2 separate regions of the Mus musculus genome follow, and region 1 is linked to region 2. A link is a loop called in an ENCODE intact Hi-C map of the cell type or tissue named here. Cell type or tissue: left cerebral cortex. All regions are shown on one strand. Links, peaks and the distances in the headings refer to the core of each region. The heading gives the core; the rest is flanking DNA. Region 1 holds the start of Gm42196 (a long non-coding RNA gene). Region 2 holds the start of Tnik (TRAF2 and NCK interacting kinase).

The links. Peaks named below come from ENCODE experiments on the same cell type or tissue, not always from the same donor. Only the 100,000 strongest peaks of a DNase experiment are listed, where the experiment ranks them.
Region 1: a loop joins it to region 2, with 7 times the contacts of the local background. A loop is called at or near these places in 13 of 42 quality-filtered maps.

What each region holds. Positions count from the first base shown.
Region 1 is chr3:28,167,767-28,184,185 of GRCm38, forward strand. It overlaps Gm42196 (a long non-coding RNA gene), which reads left to right and starts at 8,746. Exons shown (of 3, transcript XR_880709.1): 1 at 8,746-8,888; 2 at 9,992-10,110. In left cerebral cortex, for the core only: a CTCF peak has its summit at 8,943 (motif pointing right); DNase peaks (open chromatin) are centred at 8,012, 8,778, 11,017 and 12,290; H3K4me3 peaks cover 949 bases; H3K27ac peaks cover 1,451 bases.
Region 2 is chr3:28,256,347-28,272,765 of GRCm38, forward strand. It overlaps Tnik (TRAF2 and NCK interacting kinase), which reads left to right and starts at 6,868. Exons shown (of 33, transcript NM_026910.1): 1 at 6,868-7,353. The coding sequence starts at 7,297. In left cerebral cortex, for the core only: no CTCF peak of the experiment used is centred there; DNase peaks (open chromatin) are centred at 6,471, 6,960, 7,565, 7,849 and 3 more places; H3K4me3 peaks cover 4,146 bases; H3K27ac peaks cover 3,780 bases.

The DNA.
Region 1 (16,419 bases), core at 4,420-12,419, 87 kb before region 2:
AGTTCTATCCCTCTAGGAAGAAGTGAGGAGGGAGCACAGGGCCTGCCTTTTTGTTCTTTACTCAATGAGTTCTCAAAAAATTGTATCAAGAAAGAGAGCCAAGAGTCCGTAGCACAAGGCACGTGGGCCTGGCTGAGCAGCTAGGACACGAATTGCTACTATCTGCCACCTGACCTCCTGCACAGTCACTCCCTGTCTTTGCAGGTGGCGGAGCTGTTTTTCCCAGGACATATGGAAGCTGAGCTTGGATCCTAAGTTTTGTCTTAAAAGGAAGAGTGAAGCTGTGTGAGAGCATGGGCTGGGGAACCATGAAATCCCACTGTGGGTTCTAGAGAACTGCTCACTGGTCAATGTTCTTCCCTGCAAGGGGAAGAGCTTGAAAGACTGCTCTGGCCTCCTGGAGCCCTCTCTGCAGTGGAAACAAATCGCCTCTGAAAATACAATGCCATGTTGCTTTTAAAAAGTGGTATTTAAGCAGCATGGAAGTAGCCTAGGAGAAATTCATGCAAAATCCATTCAGGCCTATAATTTACATCTGCTGCCTGAGTTGGAACACCTCCCTTCCATAACTGGAAATCTATGGGCCTAATTCTGGGATGACTGGAAGGAGGTTTATGTCTCAGCGTGTAGCTGAGCAATCTGTCACTGGGAGGGTAAAGCTGTAACCCCCAGTATAAGAAGCTGGGCCCTAGTGTTAAAATAGAAAGATAGAAAGATGGAAACACAGAAAGAAGGGAGAGGGTGGGGCGGGGTTGGGAGTACACACTTAAAAATCCACACTCAAGGACTTATGTTTGCTTGCAGGTCCAGAGGCTTGAGCCTGCCCTCTGCCCAAATCTGCAGTCTTTCCCACTCACCATGGTCTGCGATTAATTTAGTGCCCAAGAACCTCGAGTTGCTCCTGTGTTGAAGGTGAGCACCCTGATGTAAAGTTTGATATGTCACCAAGTCACTAGATCCACACTGACCTGCAGTGGGCTTTGCTGTTTCCCATGAGTGTTCTGGGCTCAATGTAGATTTTGTTTTGTTTGAAGATTTTCGTTTCTATGTGTTTTTGTTTCTATGTGTGTGGGTTCCATGTGCGTGCATGCATATGGGAGCTAGAGTTACAGGTGGTTGTGAGCCATTCAACATGGGTGCTTAGAACCAAACTTAGGCCCATGGCAAGGAGGAAGGAAGGGACTCTGATGTCCACTTGGTCTGGCCTTTAGTGCTGAAGAGCAAGAAGAACAAGAACAAGAAGAGATACCGAAATGTCTGTATTATATTGAAAAGGAGAGGGTGGGGCAGGGTTGGGAGCACACACTTAAAATCCATACTCAAGGACTTATGTTTGCTCCTGGGGGAGGGAGGGTAAGCCAGCTCCTCAGCTGGAAAGTTCAGGGCAGAGAGCAGAGTATGTATGCCCTGTAACAGGTAGGGCCTGAGGGATGCCCAGAGAACCTGGCGGCCAAGTTCACTTTGGTATGTAAACTATGCACCTCAGTTATTTGTCCCAGGTCTGAATCTCACCACAGGCTATTCCAACATTAGCTCTCCCCAAGCTGCCTATAGGTACCAGGATTTTATGTAAAGCATAAATCGTTCTCCTCAGACTGAAATACTCCTACTCCGTTATGGCTTAATGCTTTGCCTTTTTAGTTCTGTGACCTTGAGTAGCCCACTTCATTTTTCTGGGCTACAGTTTTCCCTGTATAAAAAGGTATGGCTTCTGTTCTAGAGTATAGGGCTCAGAATAAACAGATTGTCATTTGTTGTTGTTTTGGGTCATTCTAGGGACACATGTGTCACAAGACATTAGTCCTATATACTCAAAGAACGCACAAAATATTTCAGCACAGAGAAATGAGAAAAACAGCTATTTCCGCAAATCTTTCCTTTGTTAAAAAATTTTAAAATGTATTACATAAGTTTTCTTTCAACATAACAAATATATCGAAACTAATTTTTTTCTTTTAAAGGTGGCCATGTGGTCCATGCCTATAATCCTAGCCTTCTGAAGGAGGATCAGAGTTCAAGGTCATTTTGGCTACACAGTGAGTCTGAGGCTAATCTGGGCTACATAAGGCCCTGTCTTAAAGAACAAAAGGCCCAAAAGTGATTTAGGGCTTGTGAGAAAGAAATCAGGAGTCTGGAAAAATGGCTCCCTCTGACACATCACACATACTGTGAACACAGAAATGGGATGAAGGAAGGATGAAGGAAGGAAGAAGGGAAAGAAGGGAGAGAAGGGAGGAAGGAAGGGAAGAAAGAAAGAAATGAAGGAGGAAGATAGGGAGGGAGGAAGAGAGGAATGAGAGAGGGAGGAAGGAAGAGGAGAGGGAAGGAGGGAAGAGGGAGGGAGGAATGAAGGAGGGAGGGAGGAAAGGAGAGAGGGAGAGAGGGAGGGAGAAAAGTGTCCTATCAAGGAGGTTTGGGGAAGCCATTCTTCCAGAAGATCAGAATGGAGAGCCCCACCTGCACCCCAGCCCACCTGCTGGGATAGGCCCAGAGGGAGGTGCTGAGGCCTGAGACAGCCAATGAGAGATACTTATTGTCAAGCAACAATCTCCTGTTAGTTTTTTCTGCACCATCAGAATGCAGGGGACCAGGGAAACCCCCGAGAGGGATACCTCTGGGTGCCGCTGTTACAGACAAGGACTTTTAACTATCCTTGAGGTAAACAAAAGGGATCCCTTAGAGAACAGAACACCCTGAGGACCTGGGATGCAGTTCCATTGGTAGGGTGCCTGCCTAGTGTACAAAGCCCCTAGTGGATGAGTCCTAGCACTCCATAGCCTGGACTTGATGCCAAAGGCCTGGAATCCCAGCAGGAGGCAGGAGGATCGGAAGTCCATCTTCATCTATTTAGCAAGTTCCAGGTCAGCCTAATTCCTGGAGATCCTGTTTCAAAAACGGGAGAAGAGAGGGGGATGATATGACCGAGTCTGGCTTTGTGGATGGTCCAGAGGCAGGGCAAGGCCAGAGGAGGAGCTGCTCCTGGGGACAATCCCTAGGCCTGACCCCAGCCTCACTGCTAGCCTTCTGACTGAAGCTCCAGCTCCTCGTCTGTCCAATAGGAGAAGCCATGCAGCCAGCCAGCCAGGCAAGCGGGAGGGTCTGAGGCAGTGGCAGCAGTGGACCAGGTAAACTACATTTCTTAAGTCAGCAATTCTAGCTTTTCTCCGCTCCCCCTGACCCCGCCTTTTGCCCTTCATTTAAAGGAAACATTTCTGAACGTTCCACCAGCTTCTAAAACAACCGACATTTGTTCCCACGTAGATCCCAACTGAAGGAGGGGAGGGAAGGGGGAAGGATGGAGCTGTTTTTCTTTGACTGAAGGTCAGACCCTATACTCCTCTTACCCTCCCTGATTTCCCTCTGACTCATCTTTGGGCCTGAGGCATATCACAAGCTTCCTGTCTCCTTTTCCTTACCTGGAAAAAAAAAGGTTTTATTTCATCGGCTTCCACCTGCCTTTCTGTGCCTACTGTTTTGAGACTGTGTTCTACTTCCTCTAAATTACCTTTTCACGGGGAGTTTTAGTGTTTTCTAGAAGCAGGGAACGGACCAAGTGTTCTTTGAGTGATTCCAGCAGAGAACCGCACCAGAGAGCAGCAGGTCTCAGGCCACGTGATTATCGCCCCCTGGGGGCTGTTGGCAACGTCTAGACATTTTTGGATTATGCAATCACCGGAAGAGGAAGTGTAATAAGCAGAAAAGAGAGCTATTGCCAAATACCTACCATGCATAGGACAGTGCCTGCCACAAGAAACAATATCTGGTTTACACAGCCACTTCCCTTGTCTTCGGATGAATGGAACGCTGCTCTTTCTGCTAACCCGTGACAACGTCTGACTTGGGGAGCCCACAGCAGGAAAACCTCATCCCATTCTCTTCAAGGCTCCCTCCACCATCCCCCCTGCAGCAAACTGAGGGGAAGGGGTATCTGATTTCCAAGCTCGTTTTGCAGGGTGGGGAATTCAAGTTCCCAAGACACAGGCTCAACCTGAGATGGTCCTCCCTATAGGAGTACCTGCCTTCCGCGTCCCTCGTGGATGGTGCGACACCAGACTTATCTGGTTAAAGAGAAATGCTTCCTTGCTGCCTTCTTTGCTGGGGACAAGCCCCAGACAGTTGCACTGGTAAAAACCTCAGGACCAGACCCAAAGCCTCAAGGTCCACAGACAACGATGCTAATAGGTTGGAAATAGGCACAAAAGTCCAAACAGGAAGCTTTCTATCCTCCCCCTGACTCCTCCTCCCTCTGGGTTCAGGTATCTGTTCCTTTCCCTCTTCCGGACACTGTCCCAGCTAGCAGGAAGTTGCCAGGAAAGCGAATCTTACTATGTTCTTTGAGACTGAACGTGCTGATGTTTGTAACGAGCTATGGAGAGAAAATGATTAATCCAAAGTCATGACCACCCCTGGGGGTCTTCGTTGTCCCCAAGGGGCTGACAAACCAGATGGTGACTGAGGTGACCACTTCACTCTCACGGAAGGGTTAGTGTAGGGAAGGAGCCAAACTCACCATGTATGGCTACACAGTGCTCCATGGGGCTCAGTAGACCCTGGTATGCTTTTTTGTCTTTTCTTTCTTTCTTTCTTTCTTTCTTTCTTTCTTTCTTTCTTTCTTTCTTTCTTTCTTTCTTTTGGACAGATGATTATGTTTGTCACTGAGAGTGACCTTGAACTGGTTCTCATACTGCTAGTCTCACAGGGACGTGCCACCTCTCTGCAGAGCTGCTGGTGAAAGCCAGCGCTAGCCCGACACTCCACTGCTCAGCCCGCATCGTCAACCCTGTACAGTACACTGTCACAGCAACCTAAACAGGGTAAGATGGCAAGAAGAAAAAAATGTCACAAAAGCTAAACAAAACCAAACAGAAAATAGGAAGAGTGACATCTCCGTGAGTTTTATTTGTTTGTTTAGTCTAAGTCTCACATGGTCCAGGCTGTCTTGAATTCACTCGGAGAACTGATGGTTGACTTTGAACTTTGGTCCTCTTACCTTCAGCTCAGCAGATGTTGGCATTATCAATCCTTCCTTACCTTCTATCAATTAAAAAGTTCTTATAAATATCATATACATTTCCATATTTCATTTTATGTGCATCTTGGCATACAACCAAGTACTTTCTATGGGTTTCCACGACTGTTCCTCACAACCCTATGCAGTGGTAATTATTATCCAGATATTAATATAAAATAATATGTGAGGAATAATAAATATAACCTGCAATGATTGGAGACTTCGAGGAATTAGTCAGTAGTACAACAGGCAGAGATAGGATTTGATCCTGACGATAGCTGTGATTACAAAGTTACACCATAATGTTTTGTGTTCAGGAAATAAATCTCTGAGCCTCTTTGCTCCAGGCATCTCAAATAATGCCGGTTCAAAGAACAAGAAGAGTGTTCTTGGACTCAGTGGCTTCCTCTGCTGCTTCTGTTCGGCCCCGTAGTTACAAAGGTGGCCACAGGAGACCTGCAGAAGCGGGACTTCACGTTCAGTCCACAGAACAGCCACGTCGTCATTGCTGAGACCAGCGGTTCTCAACCTGTGGGCCTCAGCCCCTTTAGGGGCAAATGACCCTTTCACAGGGGTTGCCTAAGATAATCAGAAAACATAGATACTTACATTTCAATTTATAATAGAAGCAAAACTATAGCAGTGAAGTAGTAATAAAACATTTATAGAGGCAGGCAGATGTCTGAGTTCGAGGCCAGCCTGGTCTACAAAGTGAGTTCCAGGACAGCCAGGGCTATACAAAGAAACCCTGTCTCGAAAAAAAAAATTATGATTGGGGGTCTCCATAACATGAGGAACTATATTAAGTTGTCTCAGCATTAGGAAGGTAGAGAACTGTCATAGACACCCAATAGAGTCTAGTCTTTTCTTTTCCCTCCTCCTTCCCTACCTCTTTGAGACAAAGCTGCCTGCAGCCCAGAATGGCCTGAGAATCACATATAGCCAGGGTAAACTTTAAACCTTTCTTGCCCGTTCCTCTCAAGTCCTGGGATTACAGACATGTGCCACCATACTCAATCTATTCAGTGCTGGGTTACAAATCTTGTCTCCTAGAATCCTAGGGAGGAACTAGGAGCTACTAAGTGAGCTGCCTCTCCAGTCCAGAAATCCAATTTCTTAAAATATCACAGCCTGTGTTATGACAAAGCCTCCAGGTGGTTTTAATGCACTAAAGCTTAAGAATCAGTGACCTGGGAATGTCATTGCCGCGTGGCCATAAGTGTGAAGCAGGGACTGAAAGGGTAGAGGAAGCAATAATTACAACCATTGCAATTGAATCGGAGGCTACTTTTCTTGTTTTTTAACTGCCACTATCTGAGACACCTGGGGCAAAACGGCTCAGTTATTTACTGTACACAGAACGGTGTGAAGGACCTAGGAGAGTCTACATCTAATTAGCTGTGAAACTGCATATTTTGTCTTTGATTTTCAATGGACCCATCTCTGTCGTGTCTGCCCTGTGCCAGGACCCTCCCTGTCTCTCTTCCAGCTCCCATCATCCTCCATACCACATTAACTCTTTGCTTTGATGGTTTCTATTGTGTAGCTTCTGGAACAGACCTCAACTCCTTAAGTTGACATTTAAGAACCCTGAAAATATTGTGCCCTGACTATTTTCTTTCTTTTCCTTTCTTTCTTTCCTTTTCTTTGCTTCCTCTCTTTCTTTCCCTTTCTTTCTTTCTTTCTTTCTTTCTTTCTTTCTTTCTTTCTTTCTTTCTTTCTTTCTTTTCTTCCTTCCTTCCTTCCTTCCTTCCTTCCCTCCCTCCCTCCCTCCCTCCCTCCCTCCCTTCTTTCTTTCTTTCTTTCTTTCTTTCTTTCTTTCTTTTCTTCCTTCCTTCCTTCCTTCCTTCTTTCCTCCTCCTTCCTTCCTTCCTTCCTTCCTTCCTTCTTTTCTCCTCCTTCCTTTCTTTCTTTCTTTCTTTCTTTCTTTCTTTCTTTCTTTCTTTCTTTCTTTCTTTCTTTCTTTCCTCCCTCCTTCCTTCCTTCCTTCCTTCCTTCCTTCCTTCCTTCCCTTCTTTCCATCCTTCCTTCCTTCCTTCCTTCCTTCCTTCTTTCCTCCCCCTTCCTTCCTTTCTTTTTTGATAAGGTGCTTTGGAATTACTTATGTAGCTGAGGGTGACCTTGAACTTCTGAAGCCTCTACTTTCTGGGTGCTGAGATTCCAGGTCTTAACTCCATGTCCAATTGGTGCTTGGGGACTGAAGCCACGACTCTGTGCATGCTGGGTAGGCACTCTCCCACCTGACCGCTAACCCAGCCTTGAGCCTTTCTTATTCTTACCTTTGAGCACCTGAAACCAGATCATTGAGTTTGCCACAGACTCAGTGTTCTCACTCCACCAGTTGTTTATACAGTTTTCTCTAGCGAGGATTACTTCATGCTAGTCCTTCCACATTTACAAAGTCTGCCTCCCATATCATCTGCTTCACAGTCTCTCTTGATCCTTCTAACTACAGATTTGTACAGGATTCGTCTTTAATTATATGCTTGTGAACACGCTTTCTATGTTTCCCTACTAGATTTGGGGAAGACAGATATTTGTCCATTTTTATTGTTGCATTTTTCTATAGAGCTCCACATTGTGATGAAGCTTGATAAATGGTGTGTGTGTGTGTGTGTGTGTGTGTGTGTGTGTGTGTATGTGTGTGTGGTGTTTGCCTGTACATGTTTGTGAGTGCATATATATATATATGCATGTGCACCTGTAAAGGTCAGAGGTTGATTTGGGGTGTCCTTCTCAGTTACTGTCTACCTTGTTTTTTGAGACAGGGTCTTTCACTTATTAGGGCAGACTGACTGGCCTACAAGCCCTAAAAAACCCTCTTGCCTCCTCCTCCTCCTCTCCACTGCCGGGAGAGCAAGCATGTGTTTGCACATGGGAGCTGGAGGTCTGAACTCAGATTCTCATGCATGCAGACAGACATTATACTGAGCCTTCTCACTACCCCTAACATATAGTTGTTGAATTAATGAATACACAAATGCTGTGTGTGCACGCCCACGCACGTGAATGCATGTACACACACAGAGACACACAGACACACATACACACATACACGCAGACGAAAGACTTTCCTTCTCTTGTTTTCCTAAATGTTCCCATCAAAATCAAGGATATTGTTTTTCTCTAACAAATTTCTGTCTATTTAATTCTTCTCAAAACAAGGCCATTGCTATAGTACAAAGTTATCAGCAGCAAGGGCATCAGCCGAACCAGATTAAGTGTTCCCACAGTATCTGCTCCTTCATAGCAATGTAGAAGGAACTTAAACATTGTTGCTAACCTCGGTGAAGAGCAGAACAGAAAGGCGAGGCCGAGGCCAAGCAACTTAAAACAGAACCAACTCTCCAGGGCATGCTCATCCGAGCCCTAATGGTCTCTAGTTAAAATTGCTGGTCTGGCTTACATCCAAAGATGAGGGAGAGAGGGAAAGAGAGAGAGAGGGAGAGAGGGAGAGAGGGGGTGAGGGAGAGAGGGAGAGACAAGGAGGGACGGGGTTTGAGATTCTTCCCAGACAGCGTTAAAGCAGGATTTAGGGAAACACTCTCTGCTTCATCTCAAAACTGTCATTCGTCCGATTTTCCTCACAGGCTAAAAAGAGAAAAGAGGAGCAAGGGACATTGTCAGCCCTCAGCCATCCAGCGCTGAGCAGAAAGCAAAGTAGAGGCCTGAGTTTCCCTTTCAGCAGGGAGCCAGTTGCCATGGTGAGGCAGAAGCCTTCTCCAGACTCCAAGAGCAGAGTGGTTCTGATTGGTTCCAATAGGCCTGGCACTCCAGGATTAGAGCTGCAGTCTATCCAGTCACAGGCTCCAGGCATCCAGCTCCAAGGGCGGTCGGGCGGGGCCGTGCCTCCTCCGCCTCAACAGTTGTCTCCCAGGTAGAGATTCCAGTCTCCGCAGCACTTCAGTTTTCTGAGGGTAGTGGCCTTTTCTGTGGACCTCCAGGGGGCGGGAGGAAGAATGGAGAAATGGCCTAGCGCACCAGGCAAGACGCTGGCCCCCTTCTGCCTCTTTCCCTGTCAGTGTGTAGGGTCCTCAGATCTGGATTTGGCTTTTATGTTCGCTGGCTTTGAGGAATGCCTCTCACAGCGACCTTCTTCCATTCTAGGCGTATTTTCTGCCACATAAAGGTTCTCATAGGAAGCACATGGGTTTCCTACATCCATAGTCTATCCATGGACATAATGAAAGCTTTTATTTTTAAGGATTTGTTGTCTTGTTGTTTCAGTAGCAGTGATGTCTAGGGCCTTAGACATGCTATGCAACACTCTAACATTGGGTAACCCTCAGTCTGTACAGGAATTTTCCTTGAGGGATATGTGTGTGTGTGTGTGTGTGTGTGTGTGTGTGTGTGTGTGTGTGTATGTATATATATCATATATTATAGTATACATTATAATATGTACACACATACATATATAAAATATTTCCATATAATATATGTATATGTATAAAATACAAAATATACGATTATTTTATGTATTATATGTGTATATAATAATATGTATATGTTATATACATAACATAAAATACATATATATTGTATACTATATACACATACAAATGTATATATTTAGAAGTGTTTGGTTGTTTTGCTTGCATTAATGACTATGTACCATGTATGTGCCTGGTAAACTCAAAGGTCATAAGAGGGTCCCTAGAACTGAAGTCGCAGAAGGCTGCTAGTCACCATGCAGATGCCTGGAATCAAACCCAGATCCTTAGGAAGAGGAGCAAGTGCTCTTTTAACTGCTGAGGCATCTCTCCAGGCCCTACCTTGGACATTTTGGAAAGGTGTTAGGAAACATTGCTTGGCAAAAAGTGCAATTGTTTCTCATAAAATGATCAAGCCAGTCACAATCCAGCAAATACAGGGGAGGTAGGTCCTGCTAGCTGATTAACCATTGACAGTTAGTGGCTTTTAGCAGAGGGAGGACAAATTTGTTTTTCTCTGTTTGATTGTTTGTTTGTTTGTTTTTAGAGATGGGGTCCCTGATAGATTGCCCATGCTCCTGCAGACAGCCTCATACCCGTGCACATACTGGCATCACTAATTACTCCGTGGGTTAAAAGAAACTCGGGCTTGATGCTTGGAACATGGTGAGAGCATATGGGGGGAACTGAAGAGGTGCAGCGGGAGGTGGATACGATCAAAACATATTTATACATGTATAAAATACATGTCTCAAATAGTAAATAAAAGATATAGTTCTTAAAGTAGTGTGTGTTGGAGTTAGTGTCACTGTGAAGCAGTCATCTTGCTGTGTCAAGATGTCTTCTTTTAGTAGGCCAGATATCTAATAATGCAGAAAGATGATCAATATAGATTAAGTATAAAACACTGATTACAAAATAATTAACATTGTAATATAAATACTTATCCCCAGTGATAAGTGAAAAAAGAATGGAGAGAATAAATGTTAATAGAAATAATGGTTACTCTGGAAAGTACATAGTGTTTGCTTGCTTGCTTGCTTTTTTTTTATCCCTTCAAACTCATCCCTGTAAGTACTATGCTTTCTATGTTATTTGTCTTGGCAATAAGAAAAGACAACCAAAGCATACTTTCAAATTTCTAGATAAGTCAAGTTCAGGGGTAGGTCCTGGGGACAGGAAGTTTGACTTTCATTCATCAGGAATATAGATCGGTGCATCTAGGGCTCCTGGTATAAAGCATGATGTAATACAAGGAGAGTGGGCCGAGGCTGCTGGGACTTGACCTGAGTCTGAGTCATATGTGATAGCTGAGATCATAAATTACGAGCATCAGTGGCCCTTGCTCCGAGGATTAGGAGAAGCATCAGAGGAGTTCACAGGCAGTCCTGGGCTTTCTCTGTGTTCTCCTTCCCTGGAGGAGTGAGCAATGTGCCTCTGGCAGAGAACCAGTCTAAAATGCCGCAGCTCTATCTCTGCAGGGACGACCACTGCCTTCTGCAAATGCCAGTTACTGTGTAGTGCGGTACACTCTGCTTCACCCATACTCCCAGCACCTTGAGATCCAGGCACGGTGTTTGTCAAGTTCAAATGAAACTTGGACAAATGGCTGAGGTGCTTGTTGGCATACCAAAGCACATGGTGGCCTCTAGGCTCTCTTAGAAAGTACTTGTTACAGAGAAATCCTGGCTAGCATTCCCTCCTCCCTATTTTAAGTCTCTCCAGCTCTGAGACTGCTTTCTTTCCCCCAGCTTCTGTTTCCTATTAAACAAACAAACAAACAAACACAAAAAGTCCTGCCATTTTGGGCCATGAACTCTCTCTCTCTCTCTCTCTCTCTCTCTCTCTCTCTCTCTCTCTCTCCCTCCCTCCCTCCCTCCCTCCTTCCTGTGTCCCTCCCTCCTTCCCTGTTCTCTTGGTCTTTAGCTCCTCTCTTGGTCCACTTGCCCTCTCTCCTCTTCCCTGTCTCTTTTCTCTTCCTCTCTCACAGACCACCCTCCCTCCTCATGGCCTGCTTCTATCTGAACGCTTTATGCTTTCAGATGCCCCTGGCTGCACCTTCCTCATATCTACAATAAAATTCTTTTCCTCATCTACACCTTGCCGTGGTCTTCTCCTCATTTCATTCAGTGTTGAACACGTGTAATCCCCAAACTGAGGAGGCAGAGGCAGGAGCATTGTTGAGAGATCCTATTTGAAACACAACCAAACTCTCTACGTGTAGCTAAGTGGTAGGACACTTGCGTAGCATGCACCATGTGCTGGGATTGAGAGCACCAGCAGTGAGCAAGAAAGAAGAAAAGAGAGAGAAAGAAAACAAGGGAGAGAAAAGAGAGAGAGGAGGGGAAACTTCTACCATACAGGCTATAGCACACACCATAGAAATGCTTTCCTAAAGCCTCCTTCTCTGTACTGAAGAACTCGGGAATCCACAACCCAGTCATCAAGGGGCTCACTGAAATCCTCGAACATCAGAACAATGAAGGGTCAGCCATACCCGCTCTGGCAAGATGAGGCACAGTTTGTGTGGAAGACCAGATAATCACTGGGCAAATTGGGAAGCATGGGAAGAAGTGAGGGAGTCGTCTGGTCCCCAAAGCGATAAAGGAGATGGTAGAATATGTTCCCCAGAATTAGGGCACATCGGCTCATACAAATTATTCATAATGAAGTTGACCCACTCTAAATATAAACTCCCTTCTTAAAAAAGCTCCAAGTAAAACTTTGATGCAGTGTCTTAAAAAAAAATTGATCTCTAGGGACAGGAACTGGTCGATAGCGTTTTACAGACTAACTCCAATGGGTGGCCAAAGTCGAAATCCACTGGCCTGGATTCGCAGTAGACACTGATGCAGGCTGGCACTGTGCTTGCAGCACGTCTGCCAGTGGGAAACTAAACTGTGGCTCCTGTTAGCCTTGGAGACTAGCTCTTCTTAGACTCTGTAAGATGTTAAAAGTAAATTTTGTTTGCACAGTTACTTAAAATTTTATTTAAATAATCACACCCAAGGACCCTTGGTCAACACAAAGTGTAGCTGAACCCCAAGTTCCCTTCTCTAGAACTTTACCGACTTCCCCAATAATGTTTGAGATCATTAATCATCACTTCTTTCGCCAGGCCTGTCCAGACATTTGGCACTTTGTTACCATTCCAAATATCCCATCAGGTCACAAGCTATTTCCTCTGTCCCTTTCTCTAGGGGTATGTAATCTTACCCACTCAAGATGACCTCATTTAATTCTGGGGGTGACGTAGATCTATGTGTAACCCACATCTGACACCACCTTCCTATCTGACGTCTAGGCAGACACTGCCTCTGCTATGGGATACCTCATGGTGCATTAGTCAGCACCTGAACAAAACAACTTAAAGGAAGAAAGATTTATTTTGGCACACAGAGGTTTCGGTCCACCACGGCAGAGAGGGTGTGTCAAGTGCCACTGACATCTTAATGGCTAGGAAGCAGAGAGAGAAAATCTTTCCAATTCCCCCAGAAGGGATAGCCTGCAGGTAGCCCTAACCTGATAAGCATTGCCAGGCCTCCCAAGGCTTTCATTTTAAATCTGAGTGGAAACCTCAATGATCCTGCAACTTCTACATTGCCTATGTTCCAAAATCGTCATCCCATGGATGAAGCTGAGCTCTCCGCTAAGATCTGGCAGTGCCTGGGAGTTTGTCACATGTGGAGGTAGCCAAAGAATTATGGTATGTGAGAAGATGAAAGTCATCTCTCTTGCCTTGAGGTAATTCAGACTGATTTGTGACGATGCTGACACACGATTTTACCCCAGTGCCATCTGTTTTGCTGGGCTCCACCTGAATTTTCACTCTTACAAAGGCCTTGTGCCTCCTCTGTCTTGGTTCTCAATTGTCTTACTGGAGTCTTGATTATTGAGTTATTTATGGCTCCCTTTAGAGATATCAACTAAAATGTGTTCCTTTTCCTCCCTTAATAATCTGGCAATGGTTAAAATGTTGCCAGGTGACCCCTCTTTCTAAACTACAATTGTTCTGGGGGTTCTAGGAATGATATACCCATTCCTCCTTCCTTTGGGGCTGGAGATATTAACTAGATATCTTCTTCTAGCTCTAGTCCCTCAGTGCTGTCGCTTGGGCTCTCTTGTTGTCTTAGCGTTACAGCACATTTCCGAGAGTTTCAGATGGGTAGGAACTAAGGAAATCAGAGATGAAGGCAGGGAGGGGAAGCAGGAGGGAGGGGGCAGAGGGAGAAGAGGAAAGGAAGTGCTGGGCTATGAAATGAGTGTCCCCATAGGCTCCTCAACCAGCTGTACCTCAGCTCAGAAGGCAGGGCCTTGATGGAGGGAAGACATCAGAGAGTGGGCTTTGAGGATTTATAGCCTGGTTCTACTTCCAGGGCACTCAGCTGCTTCCCAGTGCAGATGAAATGCTTTAAACAGAACCTTCTTTTATTTATTTTTTTTTTAAGTAGTTCTCTGCCCCCCACCCACCCCCATAGTATTTTATCACAGCAACAGAAACGAAACTAATACAGGAAGGCCGGTGAGACGGCTGCAAAAGTATGCCTACCCAACTTGGGCATCACTCAAAGCCAGGACTGTAGATCTTTGAATGAAGGCAAGGAATTCAACAGATTCAACAGAGCAGCTAAGGCTGGAGGCTTGCTCAGGTCTCACACTCCAGTAAAGAATCCACTTGATGGCACAGTCTGCAATTTTGAAGTTTTATTCCAGTGAAACATGACTTACTACCTCTTTAAAGCAAGTATCTCTTGGTGGTTGCTAAGAAGGTAAGAGACAGAATGTATTTGATTTGCATATTCAAGTTGGTGAATAAGTTAAGGGGTGTTCAAGGGCATGTTGCCAGAGATCTAATCTCAAGCATGTGTCATAGGATTAGAATATTTTTCTCTCCGGATTCATAGGTTTGTGTGTTCTTTCACCTTATACAGCAGTATAGAAAGCTATTAGTATTTGAACTCTAGCTAATTAAAATTTGGTTTTAGTGACAACAGGATCTGGTAAATCAAAATTCTTTCACGTCTATATCAGCAAGGCTTTCAAGCGTTTGTGCCCCAGAGCTTCTGTGTAGCTACTATGTGTTTAATTTTGACAAATCTCTTGTTCCCCCAGGTCCTGGAGGAACTGGGTGCTAACAGTTTTGAACCCCGTCATTTGTCTGGTTGAAAATGTTCTCATAATTGAGCGCTGATACCCAGTCACTGCGACTTTGTCTTTCATTTTCTCTACCTTTCTCTCTCAGCCTAAATGCTCAGCACTACAATTACTCCAGGAAAAGATACTGCTTCTGATGCGAGTTCTAATCCGATATCCTAATGACGGTTACACAGCATATGCACAAAAGTTTGCATGCCTGTGTGTGTGCGTGTGTGTGTGTGTGTGTGTGTGTGTGTGTGTGTGTGTTTTCTGTGAATGCGCATACATATCAAATCTAGAGGGCAAATTTGAGTGGTGTACCTCAGGCACTGTCCAACTTGGTTTTTGCTCATTTGTTTTTAATATTTTTTAAAGATGTATTTACTTTTTTTGTTTTTTATTTTTATGTGTGGGGTGAATAAATGCCATATGTTCAGGTGGCCACAGATGTCAGAAGAGGGTATTGGATGCTCTGAGCTAGGCTTATAAGCAATTGTGAGTTGCCTGACATGGATGCTGAACTCTGGTCCTTTGCAAGAGCGAGCCATGTTCATAACTGCTAAGCCATTCCTGTCTCTCACTAGCCTGAAATTCATTAAGTAGCCTAGACTGGCTGGGCAAGTGATCGGCTCGGCCTGTCTTTGTTTCCCCAGCACTGGAATTACAAGCTTGTGTCACCATGTTTCAGTTGTGTTTAAACAGATTCTGGAATCCAAGTCAGGACTTCATCCTTTCGAGGCAAGCTATCTCCCCAGCTCATTAAAGGAAGGGCTTACTTTGGGTTGACAGTCCCAAGGTTTAAACAGCCATCACTATCATAGTGGAAGAGGAGGCAGCAGGTGGCCATAATGGCTGCCACAGAAGCCAAGAGCTCCCATCTTGAACCACAGACAGGAAGCAGAGAGGGTGATCTTGTTATATGACTGTCTTTTGGAACCTCAAAGTCTGACCCCCCCAGTGACACACTTCCTTCAGCAAGGCCATACCTCCAAAGCTTCCCCGAAGAGCCACCAATGGTGAACAAGTATTCAAATGCCCTGACAGTTTTGTCCAAACTACTTCAGCTCTCATATTGAAGAACACTTGTTCTAAATGGTGCTGCCGAGTCTCTTTAACTAACACCCAAGGCTGTTTAGTATGCATTTCTTGTTTATTTATTTTTAACAATGAAAAGACTTGGCAGTTCTGACTTTCTTAGCATGGAACTTCCTCCCACAGAAACTCCTTATCAATGCAGGGCAAAACCTTGGGGTGTGAGGAACGGATTGCAGCTTTTTCGAAGAATACTTTAAAATCCAATGGCTCTCAGTTCATTATCAGACTTAGTTTTTTTAAGAAGAGAGGAGAAAGAGGAGGAGGAGGAGGAGGGGCTGTGAAGAAGGAGAATAAAACAGAGTTGTTTTTCTAAGTATTTTTATTAACACTGAATATGAATGAATCCTAAGACATCACATGTCAATCATGCATGGCTCAGGAATGGAAGCTGAGATTTTAGTTTCACGACAATAACAATGGCACTCCACTGTTCGTCAGGATCACTGTCCTCTCCATCGTCATATTTACAGCATCCTGGACCAATGTCTCCCTCTCCCCTCTGCCACTCAGTTTTACTGCAAGCAAACGGAATGACGTGAGCCTGCTGTCTTCCCTTAGAGAGATGCCATCATGTGCTGAAAAGGAATGCTGACTTCAGGAGCTGAGACCAGGATGACCTCAACAGCTTTGTGACAGTTATGCTGATGCAAAAGAGAGAGAAGCCTCTGGAAAATGAGAAGATGTAATACTTGGTTGGACCCTATTTTAGTCACTGTTCTACTGCTGTGAAGAGACCCCATGACC
Region 2 (16,419 bases), core at 2,709-10,708:
CTCTCTCTCTCTCACACACACACACACACACACACACACACACACACACTCGCATTCATCCACACATGTTGCTGTTGCTTATCTCTCTGTTTCTTTTTGTATCATGTATCTTTTTAAACATTTTTTTCTTCTTTGGTGTAACACATTTTCTAATAATAATAATCTCAGAAATGACATTTTCCTAGTTAGTTTCAGCTACAAACTTGACACAGCCAAAAGTTAATCTCAGTGAGTTTCAACTGAGGGATAGCCTGGGCCATGTTGTCCTATAGGCCTATCTGGAGGGCACTTTTTTAGATTTGATTGTTGATTGGTTGGTGTTGAGAGGGCCCAGGCCACTGCACCATTCCAAGGGAGATGGGTCTGGGTTGTACAAAACAGTTAGTGAGCAAGTCAGAAGAGCAAGCCAGTAAGCAGCATTCCTTCATGGCCTCTGTTTGATTTCCATTAGTGATGGAAGTATAAAATGAAATAAGTCCTTTTCTCCACAAGCTGTCTTTGGTCATGGTGGTTACCACAGCAATGGAAAAGCAAGCTGGAAGAGTCAACCCTCTGAATCCATATTCATCTGAGGATGTCCACCACTGTCTTGTGCTTCCTGTCAAATGCTAGTACATTGGGTAGAACACTCCAGTTTAAAGCATCTCCTTTAGGACCCTTAGGACCCTGCTACCTCTGTGCTCATGAGAAGTAGACAGCCTAGGTGGTATATCCTTTGTAGGCCTCATGGTCTGAAATTCAATAATGATGTGTGGGAGTGTGATATTTTGTTATGTTCTCATGCTTTTTTTTGTTAAGCACCATATGAGAACTTAGAAACAAAAGACACAGACACAGCCAGTGAATGGGGCTTGAGGATGCTTATGGAAGAATAGGAGGAAAGATGGTGGGCCCGGAAAAGGATCGAAACTCCACAGGGAGACCAACAGAGTCACCTAACCCAGACTCTTGGGCATCGCAGAGTCTGAATCACCAAACAAAGAACATACATGGGCTGGACCTAGGCCTCCCCACACATATGTAGCAGATGTGTAGCTTGACCTTCATGTGGTTCTCAAACAACTGGAGCAGGGGCTATCCCAAAAGCTGTTGCCTGTATGTAGGATATGTTCTTCTAGTTGGGCTGCCTTGTCTGGCCTCAATTGGAGAGGAAGCTCCTAGCCTTTCAGAGACTTGATGTACTAGGATGGAGGGATACCCACCTGCTCAGAGGAGAAGTGGATGGGGAATGGAGGCAGGATTATGGGAAGGAGTGATCAGGAGGGGGCCACTGAGTGGGATGTAAAGTGAATAAGTAAAAAAATAAAATAAAATAATAGACTCTGGGACAACTTATAGCATTTTATTTTACTCTTCCACATATTGTACAGATTTTCTATTAGAAGCATGTTGGAACTTTTAGATATACCTTCATGTTGCTTAACTTTTTCTGCTGTTCCAACAAAACAACAATAACAACCAATAAATGAACGAACAGCCTGGGCTTACTACTCTGTGGTAGGAACTGCCCATCCTTCCCTTCCATCAGTGACAGTGTAACACAGTGAAGAAGACCCTGAGTTCAAATCCTGACTCATCCTCTTATGATAACTGTGTTGCTCCAGGCAAAGCTAAAGTTTACTGTTCTTCTCTTGTAAGACAAATATCCTAATACTATTGACTATTTTGTTAGGTAATAAATATTAAATATATAAATACATGGATGTTCTCTTAGTTCATTTTGGCTACTAAAATAAAATGCCTCAGGTAATTTTATACACAACAGGAATGTATTGCTTAGGTTTAGAAGCTGGAGAGTCCTAGGTCAAGGCACTGACGCTTGAATCTGTTAACACAGATCCTCCAAGTGATGCCCCTTGTGTCCTTCCAGGGCACAGGGGCACTGCTGTCCCTCACAAGGGCACTGCTTCTTCATGCTGTCACTGTTGAACTCGGTCTTCAAGGTCTAATGTTAGGGGTTCCAGAAATACTCAGACCACAGCAAATGCTTAGAAGAATGTGTATGATTTATTATATTGATAATAAAACGGTTATCTTAATAACACAATTATATTTACAATCATTTTTTCAATCTACTATGCTTTTATTCCAATATATTCTCTTAAAAATATTTATAAGTTTGTGTGTGCACATGGATGTGTGGGTGTGCATGTATGTGTGTGTGTGTGTGCCCATGTGTGCATTCAAAAGCCAGAGGTCAACATTGGAGCATTTCTCGATTACTCTTCACCTTATTTTTTGAGGCAGGGTCTCTCCCTGATCCTGGCATTTGCTGAGTTAGCGAGACTACATGACCAGTCAGTCCCAGGAAGCCTCCTGCCTCCACTTCCCTAGTATTGGGATTACAGGTATATTGTTGCAGGAAACCTTTTTCACGCGTGTCCTGGGATTAAAATTCATGTTCTCAGGTTTATGCAGCAAGTACTTTACCAACTTGTCCATGTTCCTACACTCATAAAATGTGACTAACTAGTCCTCTAACTAGTTTTGAAAAAAAAAAGTTATATTTTCTGCATGCAAGTCCTGGATTATACCTCTAAGGATTTAAGTGTGCACATTATAAGCCTGTCTTGCTGTATTATTATCTTCGGTCTTGATTCAGTTTGCTAACTGATGCCAGGGTCTTTCTTCTCCAGTAATAGCTCCCGTGACCATTGGAGGAGTGCACTTGTCCGTGTGGGCCAACGCTGTGTTCAGAGCTCTCCTCTGTTCATCAGTGGTGCCATTCTGACTGAAGGTTTGCTTTAAGGAGTGTAGTAGGAGAACGGAGCAGCACTCAGAAGACACACACAGTGTTTGGGAGTGAGTTCCCATTTCTTCCCGTCATTGGGAATCAGCACCCAGGTACTAGCTTGCCTCATTGACCCTAGCATACATGTTCAGAGCTGGTGCCAGTGGAGGGGGGTGTGTGCTGCTGAGTCTCCTTATTCTGCATGTACTTTTTCATATCAGCTATCACTACATATCTAAAATAATCTTGTCACTGGCTGTTTATAAGCTTGTTTGTCTCTGTGAGGTGAGAGTTTTGTGTGACTCAGGCTCCTCAGGGCCTAGTACTGCTTTTATATAGAATGATCTACGTCGAATGAATCAATGAATCAATACAGTCCCTTGGTTACTCACCACAATAAACATGTCTGCTCATGCAGCTTCGGCCTGCCCAAATCTCACCCATACAGTTCCTTTGTTGTCATATTAAACGTCACATCCACTCTTACTGATTTAGACCATCTAGACAGTGCTCTGGATAAGTGGCCAGCTGATATTGCTTCTTTTAAGACCTTAATGTATGTTTAAAAATATTTTTTCCGAGGTAGACATGATGGCTCAGTACTTGGAAATTTCAAAGTCATCCCGAGCTATGTACCAAGTCAGGGGAAAACCTGGGCTACATTTGAACCCCTACACGTGTTACTTCTGATTTCTACATTGTGATTTGACTTGGCACATAGATTTGTTATTAAACAACACAGAACATAACAAGGAGAAGACACCTCTGGTTTCTCTCTTTTCTGAGTACTTTTAAAACACAAGAATGTTCCAAATATGTAAATGCACCAAGGACAATATTATCAATACCTATAACTAGCAGTCCATATTTAACTATTCCAACCCTGTAATGATATTTGCTTCAGCTTTTAAAAAACCGTAAGTTCTCACCGGGCTTCCTTGCCTTCCTTGTATCCTCTTCTTCGTCCTCCCTGGTCAGTTGCTGTGCACTTCCTGTCTGTGCCAGGCTTTCTGTTGTTGTTGCATGCTTAGAGTAGAGACAGCCAGCAGGCAGGTGTGTTTTCTTGGCTTTGAAGATATGCCTGAATGGTCTCTGCTTCCCCAGTCCTTCAGATCATGACAGGAGTAAAGCCTCATCTTGGTCGCATCCTGACTGCCTATGCTACTTGCTATTTGCCCTTTTTCCTGTCAGTTAACATCATGTATCTAAAATAATTTTAGTTGCTGACCTCTTGCCCCGCACTTCCTGTCTGCCCTTGTGAAGGCTGGGGTTCCTTGTTACCTGGGCTGTTCCATAACGAAGCAATAACCGACCAAAATGGTAGACCTTACTTTCATTATAGTGATTTTATATTGAATGTTTTCTTTTCTATAGGAGGAGGTATGTCTAGTGCTGTGGGGTACTCACCAGAGAAGACTTCTCAGACCAGACATGGGTTTAATCTAAAAGGAAGTCTTTATTAGCCAGCCAGCAACTATGCTAGGATCCCAGTGTAGCCCAGAGCCTTTCTCAGGGTGAGATTTTAAGCACAAAAACCATGCTCTAGGTTGACATACTTCAGTTAACAAGAACAGTTAGCCAGAAGCAGAGCCACAGAAGCCAAAAAGCAAGGCTAGTACATTTAGAGACTTTCTCAGAATTATGGTTTTTGATGGACTAGGCCTAGGCTTTAGTTTTAGAAGATGGTGTTGTCTCCATGCTGTTTTACAGCTGAGCGGTCCTTCCATCATGGAGTCAGTGGTGCTAAGTCCTTGGTGCCTACTAAGGACTGGGGCCCTAGTATGTCTAGACCTCTTTTTATAGTAGTGACTTATGTTTTCTTTTAAATTAAACACAAAGCAAAAACTGTTGATAAGAGTGCAGGATGGAAAGAAATCAGACTTCTGCTGGAACAGCTGAAATCTGAAATGTACTTGGCCTAAAGAAGAGAGTTTGATGTTCCTGAATAGGGCATGCAGAACTCTGCCTGATCTGCCCTCTGCCCTCTCCTGGTCCTAAGATTTCCCACCCTTGCCTGCCACTGCTTTCTACCCACTCCTCCCTCCCTCCCCAGGGTGCACTGTGTTGAACCCTCTTTGAAGCTATATCCATCCTTTCTGTCTGAGGTGGGGCTTCCTCAGCAGCAGTGGACTAGTCTGAACCTATTGTAAACCCCAAAGTAGAGTCTTGTGCTATTAGAGTTAGGGGAAAAGACCTTTTTGTGGTTTCACCTAAGTCTGTAGTACTTTTCTGTGAGCATGTTTATCTCCTATTTTCAAGTCTGAAGCTTTTAAAGGAGCCCTGCGTATGAATCTCAATACCCTAATCTGAAATTATTTTGCTTCATCTTGAGACATGTTAACCTGTTGTCTAGAGAAAGGGTGAGATAAGAAGGAGGAGGAGGAGGAGGAGGTGGAGGAGGAGGAGGAGGAGAGGAAGAAGAAGAAGAAGAAGAAGAAGAAGAAGAAGAAGAAGAAGAAGAAGAAGAAGAAGAAGAAGAAGAAGAAGAAGAAGAAGAAGAAGGGAAGAAGAAGGAGAAGGAGAAGATGATGATGACACACAAGGAAAAGTGTGGTGGAGGGAAAAGATGGCTTCTACTTGGTCCCTTCGTGGAGGCTTGTGGGTTCGGAACAGCATTCTAGTTTCATGGTATGGTTTAGAGAGCACATGACCCACCCCAATGAGTCCAAGACTAAACAGTCCAGCTAACACTAATTTCATTAGTGTTGGTCCGTTCATTCATTCTTTCAACTTGTTCTGAAGCTCATAATTAGTTTATTCTTCATGACTTTAAAAAGAAGTGGCAACAGCCCAAGTGTTGGTGTCCATGTGTAATCTGAGTACTTGGGTGGGCGGGGGGGGGGGGGTCATTTGCAGGACAATGAGGAGTTCAAGGCCATCCCCAGCTGCACAGTGAAGGGAAGACTTCCTTTAAGTACTTAAGATCTGTCTCATAACCATACCAAATCAAACAACCAATAAGATAAATCAAAAAGAACCTCTACTCCCCCCAAAAGAAAACAAAACAAAAAGTCAAATAAAAATCAACCCCCCCCAGTATGTTTAGCTTTTTATCTCAGTAGATGCTAGAGGAACACTCAGAACTATTGATGAGTTGAAGCCAGTGGGAAGAGTTCACTATAAATGTTTTCTTCCGACGTATTTTGCGTGGCCAAACTAGGAGACAGGCAAGGATGCGAGAGGGTTGGGGAAGTGACTTTACACTTTTGATAAAGAATGACGGGTTACCACTGCAAACACCCAGCTCTTGAGTGAAAAAGCGAGCGAAGTCAAATAGCTCGCGGGTCAGGGCTCACTATCCTAGAGCCAAACTTTCTCCATGAATCCAGGTAGGTCACCGCGGAAAAGCTACAAAGGAGGAAACACTGGGTTAGGTACTATGTTGCCCAATTAATGTCGGCCTTGGAGTCACCTGAATCCTTCGAGCTACTGCACCCAGGGAGCAAGCTTCTCTTTTCAATTCGGTCATTTCCGTGGGGAATTGCGGCACGCGCAGGTCTTGGGTGTGGCGATATCCAGACAGAGCTCACATCTCTCGGATTTCCAGCTTCTAGCAAACCTACTCAGCCTAGAGAACCACAGACGATTCGGGCCTGCCTTCCTGCAACCCAGTGGCCGCGAATGACCGTGACCCTGTGGCCACTGCTCAGCACCAAAGCCAGGCTGCCGGCTCGGCGCGTGTGAGCTTCTCCCCAACTCGCTCTGCGCGGGGAGGCGGATCCCCTTCCCTGCGCACAAGTCCTTATATGCACCGGTTGCACCGGCCCGCCTTTACTCCAGCCCCACAAATAATTAATGGGGGAGGGAGGACGCTGCTGCCTTTTCCCGCTGCCTCTCCCCACCACCCTTTTCACCATTAGAGTATCTGAACGCAGTCAAGAAACCCCAAGATACGATCGAAGAGCCATTTTGGTGCACTGCACAAATTGGACACATTAAAAATATATATTCAGCATTCAGGCTCCTGCACAGAGAGGCTCAAAAACGGCTGTTTAGATTCAGCACTATTAACCCTCAAAAGCTGGGGCGGAAAGGGTGCGTACCCCTCCCCCACCCTGGCTAGTGGCGGAGGGACCCGGTCAGGAAGCGCGGCCTCTCCCCAGTCGGAGACCACGCCTCTCCCCCCCCCCCCACTCCTCCCAGGAAGCGGTGATAGACAGTTCTGTGTGGTTCTCCACCCCCACCTCCCAGCTGAGTGGAGGAGTTGATATGTCTCATTATAACAGCCAATGCAGCCGCCATCCACGCACAAGCAAAGAAGCATGTCCCATTTAAATACACCCACGCAGCCCCAGCGCCCTTAGCCGATCAGGGCGCGCAGCCCACACGCACCGCGGCTCCGGGCTTGGAGATCCGCGCAGGTCGGGCTCCGGGATCCCGCGGATCGACGCTCTCGGAAGATCGGGATCGGACTCTTGCTGGGGCCCGGGTGGGCGGGGGAGGCTGGGCCCCGGGCCTCTCTGGCGGACAGCCGCATGAGGACGCGAGCGAAATAGACCGGGGTGGAATTGCCAAGGAAGACGCTTCGGGGTGGTTTTGGTCCATTTCTCCCGCGAAGAGTCGACATGGCGAGCGACTCCCCAGCTCGCAGCCTGGATGAAATCGATCTCTCCGCCCTGAGGGTGAGCAGAACGTGTTTTTTCCTTTTTTTCCAATGGTCTAGGGCTGAAAGAGGGAACGTTCCCTGCCTTTCTGTTCTAATTCCGGGGCAGCCGAGGGGTTCTAGGCTGAGCCCCTACCCCTACAGCAGGGGCTGGGCTCCCCTTGTGCTCCTAGGCTGTTCCCGAGGTTCCGCAAGGAAGCTGGTAGAGCTTGTCAGTTTCATCTTCGATCGGTGTAAGAGCATTACATGAAAGGCTGGTGTGTGTGTGTGTGTGTGTGTGTGTGTGTGTGTGTGTGTGTGTGTGTGTACCCGGGCAACCGTCTCGTGCCAAGGCGCGAGACCCGACTGCTCCTTGCTGCAAAAGATTCTCTTGGAGAAGAAAGGCACTGGCCCTTCACGTTTGCCAGCTACCTGCAAGATGCCATCGTGAGCTAGCTGTCTCTACCAGCGGACCCTGCTGCTCCAATGGAGCAGTAATTGCTGCTCTGGGCTGGTCTTGTAGGTGCTAACTGACTCCCTTCCCGGCTTCTGTCTCCGGTGCTGGGGCTCCGGCTCAGCTCTTCCCTATATGCCAGTGTGCACTCACCTTTATCTGTGGTTTGAACTCAGCCCTGCCTATTCCTTCCCTCGGTGACTGTGACCTTTCAGTTTTATGGCTGAACTTCAGCAGGTGAAAGAGAAGCTTAACCGCTTCTCCTCACCACACCGGAACTCCCTGGAGAGATTGTGTGTGCGTGTGTGCCTGTGTGCCTGTGTGCCTGTGTGTGTGTGTGTGTGTGTGTGTGTGTGTGTGTGTGTGTGTGTGTGTGTGTGTGTCCCAGGTCTGTGAACAGTCCTTTGTAAAACATATTCCCTTCCCCGAGCCCGGCCGCTTTGCCTTTACCTAATGAAACACCTCAGACGTCGTTCCATTGTATTGAATAAGACTTTAGTGATCTAGAATCCATTTTGCTGTTGTTTGAAAATCAGACTGCCAGGAATCCCATTGCAGCCTCGACGCTTCCCCACCCCCACCTCTAATCCCAGCACACTCCTTCGGGGAAGGGGGCCGAGCGCTCTTGCCATTTTAATTAGATGCTGCCTGCCAGGAAGGGGGTGAGGAGGGGTGGTGGCCTTGGCAGCAGCAGGCATCTGAGAAAGATTGGACACCAATCTCAGTTCCACTAGTTTCTTCCTCTCCCGAACTAAAAATAAAATAAACAGCAAATGCATATGCTTGATGCCTGGAGGGTAGGTGAGACCTAAGAGATGGTGTCTCATCTCATGTCACCCACCGCCAGTAGGGGTGGAAGTTCAGTGGTTCTCCGGAACACATTGTTAGATTGATGCTAGAATCTTGAGGCCGTTTACCTGTGTCTACTAAAGCCTTCCTGCCCTTACATTTCTCTACAAATATTTTAAGGGGCTAGATACCTGTCTGATGGAGGTGATACTTTTTCTTCAGGCTCCACGAGTCTCTTTTCTTCCCTCTCCTTGAATCCTTGCCCCTTCCCATATCTTTTGGTAGAGAGAGAGAGGTGACAATTCAGAGAGACAACTCGAAGGTTGAGGACTGACTGCCCTATGAAACGGCCTGTTGTGCTAGTGGGGCAGCAGAAGCTCATTCATGCATGATTACAGTAAGCTGTCTGTTTTTCTGGTGCCCAAAGGCCACATTCAGAACCAGTGAGTAGCTAAGTGTGGGGGTTGGGAGCAGAGTGGGTGCTTTAAACAAGCGCGGCTTCCTCTTCACCCATGGTGTGTGCTCTACTTCTGTCTGGGAGTTGCTATGGTGTGAGTTAATCAGGTGGACCAGACTTGGAGAAGGAGGAGTGGCTAAGAGGTGGAGGCCTGAACAATGAGGCAGCCTTGTGATATAGCTGAGCAGGAATCTTAGCATCCTTCTCCCTGATATGATTTTTAAGTTGGGGGGCTGGGAGGAGGGGACTAGCTCCTGTGGGCAAGGTTTTCTGAGATACCAAGCACAGAGCACCTTGATGCATACTTGAGGAAACTCCCGGGCTCTGCTATGTGTATGTGGAACAGATATCTTTGTATGATTTACTGAGATTGCTCTTTGTCACCCAAGAAGCCCAATGAATTCTCTGCCTGCACTGGTGTGTGCAAAGAGCTAGGATAACAGCTACTCCCAGTGTCTGGGGGAGCTATTGGCTGGAAGACTTACATGCAGATGGGCAGACAGTTGTACTCAGCAGGCCTGGGAGCGTCAGGCAGTCTTGTGGTAGGCTAGGTGTGCAGGTCCGTTTGTCTCCGAGGGCCAGTAGGTGATGCCCACAAATGGAAGCGTAGATGGTGGCTGCCTTCCCAGATTTGGAGAGGTTGGTTCCTAAGCTTGCAGAGAAGTCCTTCTGAGGAAACCCTGACCCTGAATTGCAGGCAAGGTCAGTGGTGCAGCCCTGTCAGCCCCTCGACATCCCTGTGGCTCTTTAATGTATACAATCAATGCTCTTTGTAAGCCCTGGGCTTGGTGGTTTAAAAGCAGATCCTGTCTAGAGAGGCCTTTCTCCTTCTGATTTTGGGGGCTTATTGTTCTCAGTCAGTGATCCCAGACTGGGCCTAGTCTGAAATTCTCCCCAATTGGAACAATGCATAATTCAAACCAGAGCAACCAGTACCAGCCCTGTCATTTAAGCCATGCAAAATATGGGTGGGATTTTGTTGTTGTGGTGGTGGTGGTAGTGGTGGTTTTGTTTTTGTTTTTGTTTTTGTTTTTGACTAAAATGAAGTGGGGTTTATGATTAGGAAATAATCAGAATTCCATGAGTCCTCATGGCAGGATTCATGAAGCTCAACTAAGTCTTGAATGTTAGGTAGGGGATGGTTTTATAGATGAGAGCTGGAAAAGAATCTTAGAACACTGGCCCATTCCTGTAGTGTGACACTCTGGAAGCTGAAACCCAGAGAGGTAAACTTTGCTGTCCAAGGTCACACAGCCAAGGGGGAAATAAAAGTAGCCAGAGGAAAGAATATGGTTCCGGACTCCTCAGTCTGCTCTCTAAGACACATCATTTGATCATTTGTAGCTGGAAATGAAGTCAGTGAGATGTTTTCTGCTAGTAGGGAGGGCAAGAGAAATTAATCATTTGACCAGGGGCATGGATTTTTTTGTCTTGAGAGTGGAAAACCTACTAGAAACAGTGAACTTACCAAATCAAATGACCAGAACTATCTGGCACCTTTGGAATGTATCTTGCCTAGCCTTCTTTCAGTCTCTTCTTCGAAGTCAAATAGACATCTAAATCAGATAGGACAGATGGTGTCCTGCGCTGATAACCTCTCTCAGTAACCCTTCTCCATCTGAACATGTCCCAAGGGGTCCGTCCAGACATGCACATTATTCAGATACCTCCGTGTGTGAGGTTTCTGATGTCCATGCATGCTTTTTAAAATTGCTGGAGTTGCGGATATTACATGTAGTATTACAGCGGATATTACATGTAGTATTACAGCGGATATTACATGTAGTATTACAGCAGATATTATATGTAGTATTACAGACTAAGTTCTCTCCATGTGGGTGTATGAAAATGTGTATGCACGCACCCAGGCTACTGCAAACAATCTTCTTATTCAGACCTGGGCTTGAGTCATGCCTGCTTCAGACCTCGCTGTATTAAAAGATGAAATTATCCACCATGATGCTGCATTGCCTATGAGGTGAGCTCAGCACAGACAGCCTTCTGAAGAGGATCGTGTTTCTCAACACTGGCTCTGCTCAGCCTGGCCCAAGGCGTCGGGCACTCAAGGTCAGGGGTTCTGACCTCAGACTTTCAGCTTGGGGCAGGACTCAGACAAAATTAGATGACTTACACCGCCTTCACCTCCACCCCCATGCCTTTCTGGACCTAGCCATCAATCTCTTCTTCCCGCACCCCCTGCTCCTGACCTATGTGTGTGTAGTTTGCATATGTAAATTGGTACACACAGGTGTTTAGCTGACATGTTTGTGTATGTGCATGCGAATGTGGAAACCAGAGGTCAACGTCATGTTCCTTTCTCTAGTTCTCTGTACCTCAATTTTGTTTTTATTTATTTTTATTTTTTATGTGTTTGGGTATTTTAAAAATTCACGCATGCCTGTGCGCCACAGCATCCTTGGAGACTGCAGAGGCCAAAAGTGGATGTCTGATCCCTTGGAACTGGAGTTACAAATGGTTGTGAGCTGCCACAGGAGTGTAGGGAATCGAACCCAGGTCATCGGGAAGGGCAGCTACCTCTCCACTTTACTTCTTGAGACAGGTTCTCTCACGAACCCTGCATCCCACTGACTGAGCAAGACTAGCTTGCTTCTAAGCCTCAGGAATCTTCCTGTTTCCACTCCTATCTCCTTACAGTCACTGCCACATACAGATTTTTCCATGTATGGCTGCTGGGGACGGAAACCCAGGTTCTCACGCCTGTGCAGCAAGTGCTTTGCCAACTGAGCCGTCGACTTCTCCATCAAAACCCAGACGGAAGAATTATTTTCATCTGGAAAGCGTACCTCTTGACTGCACTTTGTGTGTTTGTGCTGCCAGGGCTGGGGCCAAGAGCTTTTCTTTTCGCCTCCTTACAAGTTCGTTAAGGGCCACAGTGTCCTTTGAATCTAGCTATCTCATTAGTTGAACAAGCGATTGGATGAGTGAATGAAGTAATGAATGAGCATATGCATGAATGAATGCGTTAGTGAATGAAGTGGAATGGTCCCGAGCTCCTGGGCTTCCTGTACATAGCCTATTAGTTCTGTCTGTGACACAGGGCATGCCTGAGTGTCAGCAGCACAAAGGTGGAATGGCAACTGCTTGTCTTCATCATCCTGGATCCTAAAATCAAAGGCTTTACTGCACAGCACTTATGTCATCACAAGACAGCGTACACGTATGTCAGTAGATAGAATTTTATGGGAAACCCACCAGCGTTTGATTTCAGGGACTGAACCTTGTGGAAAGTGCTGAAGGACAAGTTTGTGTGTGTGCGTGTGTGTGTGCGTGTGCGTGTGCGTGTGCGTGTGTGTGTGTGTGTGTGTGTTTATCTGTTTTTGTTTTTTTGAGACAGATTGTTAAGATGTAGCCTAGGACTGTGTGAAACTCCCCGTGTAGCCTGGACTGGCCTTGTATTCTGAATAGCTCTGCCTTCGCCTCCTCAGTGCTGGGATGGCAGGTGTGTGCCACGGAGTCTAGTTCAGAAGGCACATCTTTCTGAGTGTGTGAGTGTGCACATGTGTCTGCATGTGGAGGCCAGAGGTGGGTTTCAGGTTTCTTTGCTCTTCATGGAGCATGCCTCTTTGCAATAGCACTGAAACAGACTTTCTCATGTGCTCATTCGACCTTGTACACTTTCGTGGGTCCTCAGTGGAGCTTGGTTCTAGGATAGACTCCCATGACAGAGGAGCAAGGCTCATTGCGAAGCCTTTTAAAGGTTACGGTTTCTAGACTAGTATCAATCAACAGCTTTATTCATTAAGGCAATTTTTCTTTCTTGTCTTTACTTCTCTTCTGTATAGATGGCCCATTATTCAAATGCAAACACTTTTATTACATCGTGTCTGTTCTTTTTTTTTCTTTCATTTTTTTTTCAAAGGGGATGAGAAAGGAGTGGACACTTACAATGATACACTAATATCTCAGTGCTAAAACCTGGTCAGAGGTCCCTTGGGTCTTAAAGAATTCTTGAAACATTATTAATTCATTACCCCAGAGCACTTAATTAAATTTGGTCTAAAATGAGATTTTAGTAAAGTTGCACGGATTGATGACAGCATCTTAAAATGGCAGGAGCACAGCTGTCTTCCTCTGGATGCATTTGTTGCTTTTCCAAGACCTTGAACGGGTTTTTAGGATTTGTCATTGTTTTTCAATGACATGACCTCCCACTAAGATAGGATGCACCCATAGCTATCAGAGCATCAGTGCTATAGGCAAAGGCATTTTTAGTGTTCATTATTAACTGGAGTAATCTTTAATACAAAGTCTAATACAACTCTTAGTTCGCTGTTTGCATAATTATGTGCTTAGGAGATCATGGGATATTTCATTGATGAAAGAATTTCAAATGCATTTTCTTCATCAAAGTAATACACACACACACTCACACACATGCACACACACACACCGTCTCTCTTATCTCTAAGGCTCATGGAAAGCTTATATTCTGGGTTTTGTCCCTTTTTTCTACTCTAGAATTAGTCTATACTCCCTGCTTTGATGCCACTCCTCTTTCAGTGAGAATGGTCCCTTGGGGCTGCTGTCATTGAATCCTGGCAACCATGCCCAGTTGAGTGCAGTCATCTTCTATGCTGACAGCATTTGGGAGAGCTGGAGTCTGAGAGATGTTTCAAAGTCACATTACTGCTCCCATCTTGGGGGCACGGTGTAGTTTTCTTAGGGGTGGGGTGTAGTTCTCTTAGAAGGAAAGCTAGTTTGTTACCACCCTGCTGAGGGTGTCCAGCAAATCCCCAGGATGTTTTGTGAATTAAATGTTCTTCTGTGCATATAAATGTGAGGTTCCTATGGGAACGATAAGGACCTCCCGGGTGGTTTTCCCCATTCTGATGGTGAGGGTTTTTTTTGTTTTTGCTGTTTTGTTTTTGTTTTTCTTCAGAAAGAGAAATTTCCCTTACCTCTTCCTACTTGCCCAGACTGAGTCTAGTTGTCCCAAGGAGATACCCTGAGTCCTGAAAATACACCCTCCTCCACTCCAAGCATAAATTTTCCTTCTGAATGTCTTCTATATGCACCACCACGTCTCCACTCCTCTCTGTAGCTGCTGTGATGACAGCCACCTCCCATATCTTCCCAAGGAGCTTTCCCTGTCCCAGCCTTATCTGGGCAGCCGCATAAGTATTTTTCAAACCCATTTTCTTTCTGGTCGTTTCTTTGTACCAAGCCTTCCTTGACTCCCTAGCCTAAGGGCCAAAGCCTACACTTTAGCAAGTGTCTAAGCTAGTTGCTATGCAGCTGCATCTCCCAGCATGCTCTTTACCATTAATGGTTGCCACTGCCCCAAAGAGCCTTTCTCCCACCTGATGAAATATGCTCTTTAGGACACACCCTACCCTTCTTTAGGTCCTTAGTTTCCCAATGACAAACATACACAGGTTAGTTACGGTTTACAAACAATTGTCCTTGCTTTTTCTGGGATGGGGTTTCTCTCTGGCACTTACAGATCTGACCTGGTACCTCTCTGGTGGTACTCGCTACAGTCTTAGATTGAATCTGCTAGATAGCAAGCTTCCGGAAAACAATGCCTATGATTATTCTTCTGGGGATCTCCTCCAGGGTCGTCCACACAGCAATGAATACGCTCTACATGGACAAATATACAACGGACAGTCCTTTTAGAGGGTCTGAGGGTGATGCTGCCTACAGAGGTGATAGAAACTCCAGAAACAGCCCCGTCCTGGTCATAGCACAGTCTCGGGGAACACACACTTCATTATGTTCTGTAGGTGACAAGACTCGAGGGGATGTCCCTTACGGAGAGTATACCTGTTACAAACAGCATGATTTCAAAAACACCGACCATGAGAAGTACAGTGCTGTGTTCTGTGCAGGAGAGACCTTGTTTCTACAATTTCTCTATCATTTCTCCACAGTCTGTCTTGAGAGATTTCATATTTTCAGTATTAGAATCTAAAGGCTGGTGTGTGTGTCTGTGTGTGTGTGTGTGTGTTGCGTACATACATACATATACAAGCACATGCATGCTTACATGCAAGATGTTTCAGTCTTTTGAAAAATAATAAAGGTAGGAAGGGTTATACTTCTATGAACCTGAGGGGAGATGACCTTGAATTTTTATCCTGACACAGATAGCAATGGGTGGAAGGCTTCTGACAGATGATGGGAGCTCTGTGCTGGTTGATTTCTGTGAACTTGACACAAATCTAGATATATCTGGGAGTTATAACTGGGAAGAAGAAATCCTTGTTGAGAAAATGCCTCCATAAGATTGCCTGTAGGCAAGTCTGTAGGGCATTTTCTTGACTTACAATTTACGTGGGAGGTCCCAGCTTGCTTGGGGGAATGCTACCCCAGGGCCAGTGGTCCTGGATGGTATAGGAAAGCAGGCCAAACAGGCGTTGGAGCAAGCCACAAAGCAGTGTTCTTTATGGCCTCTGCTTCAAGTATTGCCTTGGCTTCCCCCAGTGAACTCAGATTATGTAAGTCAAAGAAACCCTTTCCTCCCTAAAGCTGATTTTGGTTATGGCCTTTGTCGTAGCAATGGAAAGCAAAGCAAGGCAGACTCATGGTACCATACTGGAGCATCTTTGTGGCAATGTCTTTTGCAGATAGAGCAATCTCAGTAAGCAAGGCAAAAGCAACAGTCTTTGATGGCATAGTCTTGGATGTAATTTATCACTTCCTGCTATCTGGTCTGTAATTCAGGTTAGCCCTAGTCAGTGGGGAAGGGCATCACACAGAATCATGCTGCCAGAGACAAGCATCAGCAAGTGCCCTCCAGAGGCTGCCTGCCACACACACATACAGAGGTTGTCTTTGATGCATTATCTCTTCAGATTGTGAGAGCAATACACTGCCCAAGGGGCAGGTCTTTGCTACACATCTTTAAGTCTCCCACCCTTGGACTATTTAACCCAGGCTTTTATTGTCTTTAAAACAATTATTACTATTTTTGACTTAAAAAAAATGTGCACCCCCTCCCCCATCTGAAGCTTTGCTTTTAATGAGATCTTCCTGTATGTTTACCATTATTCCTGGTATTTAAAGCAGTGCCTGATGCATGGAGCATGATAAATACCCCTTAAGTAAATATCAGCAAAGTCCATGAAGTCATTATGAATGTGCAAAGGATCACATGTAATGCTTCACACATTGAGAAAATTGCTGTGCCTGTTGCTGATAGAAATGGAACATGGGACAAAGCCAGCCAATCGTTGGAGTAAGGAAGGATGGAATGAAAGTCCACTGCTCACTATGTTTGGATACCTAACTGGTCACACATCTGTCTGTCAATCTTTCTACCCAAGGCTTAGGGTAGCAACTTACCTCTTTTGTAAGTGCAGGCACTGGAGCTCAGAGAAGATGCTCCTTTGATAGGATGAAGCCCCCAAAGCACAGCTGGGGTGCTGTTATTCTGGGTCACT